2 separate regions of the Homo sapiens genome follow, and region 2 is linked to region 1. A link is a loop called in an ENCODE intact Hi-C map of the cell type or tissue named here. Cell type or tissue: Calu3. All regions are shown on one strand. Links, peaks and the distances in the headings refer to the core of each region. The heading gives the core; the rest is flanking DNA. Region 1 overlaps MAML2 (mastermind like transcriptional coactivator 2). Region 2 overlaps JRKL (JRK like).

Region 1 (2,810 bases), core at 209-2,708:
TACCTGGGGCCTGGGAAGTAGTATTTACTTAAATTAGCAATCAGTCCATTCATTTAGATCTACTGTTCCATATGTTTTCTGTTCACATTATTTTGGTTACAGTATCTTAGCTATCCAGCAGATGGCATCTGCTTCAAAACTCTCCTAACTTCCATTTACATTTCAGGACAAACAGGATACTGATACATTGAAACCTCCCTTAATTGACTTCTACATTTAGTACCTAGAAAAGGTTGCTGGAAATATAATTAAGGGTAGACCATTCATTCCCTTTTTCTTGGTAAGAGTCATACTTCTCTCTTGCCATGCCCATGGCACTACCATGGACGCCTAAGAAAACCTCAATAATTTGAAAGGAAACATAATCAGAATTAAACCCACAAGCTCTCTTTAAAAATCTATTACTTTAATTGCTTTCAGCACTACACAAGAGCTTAGTATTAATGGCAGATTTAGACAAGCAAAGCTAATCTCAAACCTCCTCTAAGAGAGGAAAGAGGCAGGGGGGAAAAAAAAGAGCCAGCTACTCCAAGAAGTGAGGGTAAATGAATACACAAAGCTTTATGCATAGTTACCATACAGAGCCTTTTCTCTCTATACTTTGTATGAAAAGATGGGTGTGATTGAATGACTTCTAACGTTTAATGACACCTTTGCTCCAGTGCTTTGTAAAGCTCACACATGAATACACTGATCCATTTCCAGATGATCCTGGGGCCCCCATCCTTTTGTGTCAAGCACAAAGAAAAAGGAGAGAGAGGGAGAGACAGAGACAAAGAAACAGCCCATGTAACCAAGCGCCGAACATGATTTGAACAACCAACTTAGTAAACATCAATCTTAGGCTGTGTTATGTGAAATGGAGTCATACTCCAAAAGAAATGTTGGCTACATTTAAAAGATCACTTTGTCTAAAGAAAATGCCAAGTTGAATTTTCATGTACTAAGTCATCTTTCTACAAGAAGCTGACAAGACAAAAGCAACAAAGTGAAAAGGTAAAAAATGGCTCATTTGAAAAAAAGTAATAGCATTATAACCTTTTTTTTAAAAGGGTCTGGTTTCCTTGTTTTATATTATTTGTCAGGGATCAATGTGGCCATGACAAAAGCAATGGGTTAGAAATCAAAAGACTTGTGTGACTTGCTGTGTTACTTTGTGAATCACTTCACCTCCCTGGAAGGCGGTTTTCATCTATGTAATATAAAGGATGGAACCAAATTACTTTTGGGTTCACCTTCAGCTCATGTTTGTTCTAACAGGGCATCCCTGCCCCCACAGGGCAGGCTCTTAGCACTCATTTGTGAGTGTGAGTCATAAGAAAGGATGGTGGAGCTTGGATAGTGGTGGGGTCTGGAGCTAGTTTGCCCAAACTGAGCCATTGGAAAGGATTCTAAAATTCTGAAGCATTTTAGAATCCTTTGGGTCACATGTTCTCTCTTTTAGTTTTATGGCTATTTTCTGAGGAAAAAAAAAAAAAAAAAAGCCCAGGTTGGGAATCCAAAGTCTTTGACATGAATCTCTTTTGTTCTAACTTTTAGCTCAAAATAAAGTGCATTTGACCATTCAATTCTTTATGTGTAGCATCATGCACATTCATGAATCTCTTTAAATCTGGAATTTAAAAATGCCTGACATCTCCTGCCACAGCCGCTGTTAATATACACAATAGATTCTTCAGAAATGCAAGGTTAGAACATTTGAAGCATGAGAATACTGATTTACATGGAAGCTGAGAGTATACAGTATCAATAAAATGTACCTTTGACATCTTGGCTTCCAGAGAAATACACTTTCTTTGTTCATTCACAAGTCTACTCTATTTCCACCTCAGATTTAATTATCTTCCCAGTTCTCATTTGCGTATGTGTAGGCTACCATTCACAATACACCAAGCCCTACGTGTGGGAGGCACAAATCTTTTCATTCAAAAAATAATAATGTGGACAAGCCATTTTGACTGCAAAGTAAGTGCTTTAGACAAAGGCAAGAGGATGTTAATTGTATTCTAAGAATACCAATGTCCTTGAAATGAAATTTGTTGTTTGGTGTATTGATCTACATCAGTAGTGTAGACTTTCAATGATCTAGTTTCACCTTCTGAGTTTGCTGATTAAAGAAATGCAGCCCGAGAAGTATAAAAGGTTTGCCCCCAAATCACCCAGATCTACAGTAGCAGAAGTAGGACAAGAACTTGGGGTTTTCTTTTTTGTTTATGACTTACACACTAGAATCAGTTATACATCCATGAGTGCCATGGATGCCAGGATCTCACTACTGCTGTGCATCCTTTCTGTTTCTCTGACTCTCAAATTTATTCTCTTTGAAGTGAGCTCTCTAGAAGCCATTTCGTTCCTGATTTGGAGTTGATATCCCCTGCATGCCTCTCTCACATCCTTTTAACTTCTCCTAAATGCAACTTAAGCCAAAATAACGTCATTTATCCATCCCTCCATCTCTTCAATGTCTGTCCATTTATCTATCCATCTATTCATTCATACATCCAGGCATCTATCCATTTCTCCATCCAAAAACAAACAACCTCAGAGTGTCGAGTCCTAATCTAGACCTGGTAACCAAAATAAAATAGTATTGTTCCTCAAAAAGCTCCTAATAGAGCTGAGTTTGCTCCTGAATAATCTTTTTAAAAAGTATGCCAGTTTTATAGTTTTTCTTAACAATTATTTTAAAAAGATTCACATTATTACGACAAATGTTTCACTTTCCTTATTTTCTAAATACAGCAACACTTCATCTATTTGGCTTTGGCAGAGAACGAGGTGTTCCACAAAAGTAAACTCTGTAGACCACT
Region 2 (2,810 bases), core at 61-2,560, 340 kb after region 1:
TCTTGTGTTAACCATCTTAAATGATGTTTTGTATATTTTAATAGACTGATAGGATGAGAAAGATTTATATTATTAGATTTCAGGATGATTTATAATAATTCAAAAATGAAATTCAATAATGGGGAAATAATTATGAATTATAGAAATTATGCCTTCATTCTCTTACATTTGTGTGGGTTGCAAGAGGGGGAGATTATTCTGGAAATGAAGTAAATATGGGAAGTTATTGCCAAATGAGAGAGAAACTATGGGAAAGCTGATCTATAAAGAGGCATTCTGATCAATTCATTTGTAGGAAACTGGGAAATAAAAACCTGGGGAACTTTAGGTTATTTATACAAAGGGAATAAATAGGCTGATTTTAATTTGGTAAGTTGATCTTTTTATTATGAATTTGGTAATAGTATAGGTTTATTATTTATTCATCTAATTTTATAGTACAGGTTTTGTAATGTTACATGTGATGATATGAGCTCCCACCTTATATGGGGGAACATCTTGGGAATTTGAGATTTAATAAGTTTTTTTTTTTTTTTTTTTAGTGTTTTTACTGCATACTCACAAATGTTGTCTATAATTTGAAAAATATTGTCATATCTGGCCCTTTGATGAGAAAAGGAAATTACAATAATAAAGTTTTATGATTTTAAATAAGTCATATGTTTGTATCCTGTTTTATGAAGAAAGCAGAAATAATTACTGAAAGTGCCAGACACTAAGGAATATTATTGTTTATTATTTTAATACATATAAAAAGGGATTAATCTGCTAAAATGTAATCTAAATCAGAATTTTGATAAATTTTTTTTGTAAACTAAGTATGTTTATTCAAGACATTGAAACTACTTTGCACATATGAATATTAATGTAACTTGTAATTTAAAAGTAAAGTGTTTCCATGCTATTTCATGTTTTGGCCAAAAATTTTTAAAAAATAAATTACAATTGTTCTCTATTAGTCATTTTTTAAAGGTTTAACTTTTTTTGTTGAAATACGTAACATTTTATAGTGCTTTCTGTAGAATACTAAAACTTCAAAAGTATTTTTAGTTTTCCATAATTTCTCTTATTTTCATGATAGGTGTATGTCTATATTTTTCAGAAGATGTGTGATGAAAGTGTTTAAAAATAGTGTTTATTGCATGAATTTCCTCAGTGTAGAGTGTGAAAAACCATCAGAAGTTAACATACATATTGAATCAGATAATGACACGTTCTGCTATAAAGTAAGCTGTACATAAAATAATTTTTCTAAAATGAAAATATGTACTACAGATCTTGGAATTTCTGTCTGGATTTGCACAGTTTTTAAAATTAATCATGTCAGCCCAATGCAGCTGTGTCATTGCCACCTAGTGGTAAAACTAACATTACTGTTAAGCTGTGTGATTTTAAACTTGAATCCCCAGTAAAAGGTTCACTGTTCTGTGGCCATAAGTGTGAATCTTGTGACTCTTTCTCTAGCCTGTAAGAGACTGCTCTTCTTTGGTTTACAGCTATTCTCTGAAATCTGCCAACACTGGTACTCTAGCCCTGTTTTGGATCCTTCTATCCTTAATTATAAAGGCTGATCAGTAGTTGTAGCAGTTGAAGCCAAAAGCTATTTGGGTTCTGTATCTGCCCCCAAAGTTGTATATCCTTAGCTCCTAATTCCTATTCTATCAGTGCCTTACCAGAGGCTGTGTTTGGCATTCTATTTATCTATTTAAAAATTTGCCATTGGCTTATGTTCTCTCACCAGTTTCATGAATTTTTTTCTCATTGATATGCCTTGACACAATACTCTCAGAAAGCCAATAACAGTGCAATGTTTCTTACACTTCCAGTAGTCAAGAATTTTGTGAGAGCAGATATACCTAATACAAGATCATGTAGGAAATTATAATGTTGCTTTTTTTTCTGAGAGATTTGGGCTTTTTTGTGGCGAGGGGGTTGTAGAAAGTTGAATTCTTTGTCATGATGAAATCCAGTAAATTAAAAATTTATTGAGTTTTACTGTATGTCGAAGACTGCCAGCTGTGGTGGGTTTAGGAAAATATGAAAGAAAGGGAAGAGGTTGCTTTCCTTGAACATCTTGAAATCAAGGTGGAAAAACTATACATGTTTGAAAAAAAAAAAAACCCCAAAACCATCTGCCTCAATTGTAAGCTCATATAAAAGAACCAACATAACAAGATGTGAGCTATGTAAAAAAACCATCAAGATTTAGTTGCTTATTCATTTCTCCTCTGATTTCTATTCTGTATACCCTTTACATTCTAAGCTATGCATTGGTCTTGATTTTTGCTGCTCCTGAGTGACTTCATCCTTTTCCCTTATCTGCATGTGATCCAGTCACCCTGTCTGGCTCTATGATTTATATATTCAATTGAGAAATTGGACTTAGTCTAGAAGGGAAATTAAAATTAATGCTTTGCTTCCCATCCATAGTGAACTCTCCATTAGCATCATAATGTCAGAGCCACCCAGATGGGTTAAGAAGTTCAAATAATTATTTAACTCAGTTGTTGACATCTCTACTCATATCAAAATTATTATACCTCCTTATGCCACTCATAAGTGTCAAAATACAGCTCAGCTGCCTTGGTCTGAAGTAGCAACATTATTATCTGTATCTCTTCTTAGCCTTTCCTAATGCATACACATGCCCTTTCTTCTCTCCATTTCCTCCAGTGGGCAGTTGTAGTGGTTTCTTTTTTTTTTTTTTTTCCTTTGGTATCCTTATTGCTACTTAAGTATTAAAATTTAGTTTGTTATGATTCAGCCTTAAAAGATCATCACGCAAATTCTTTAAGACTAACGGACTACAC

What was found. Peaks named below come from ENCODE experiments on the same cell type or tissue, not always from the same donor. Only the 100,000 strongest peaks of a DNase experiment are listed, where the experiment ranks them.
Region 2: it touches region 1 in a loop (9-fold over the local background); 28 of 110 quality-filtered maps call a loop at or near these places.

The regions. Positions count from the first base shown.
Region 1 is chr11:96,054,924-96,057,733 of GRCh38, forward strand. All of the region lies in intron 2 of MAML2 (mastermind like transcriptional coactivator 2), which reads right to left. Among named protein-coding and RNA genes, the nearest start is that of MTMR2, 130 kb to the left of the region's middle. In Calu3, for the core only: no CTCF peak of the experiment used is centred there; a DNase peak (open chromatin) is centred at 1,268.
Region 2 is chr11:96,392,604-96,395,413 of GRCh38, forward strand. It overlaps JRKL (JRK like), which reads left to right. Exons shown (of 2, transcript NM_001261833.2): 2 at 1-958. Among named protein-coding and RNA genes, the nearest start is that of JRKL, 4.0 kb to the left of the region's middle. In Calu3, for the core only: a CTCF peak has its summit at 1,319 (motif pointing left); no DNase peak of the experiment used is centred there.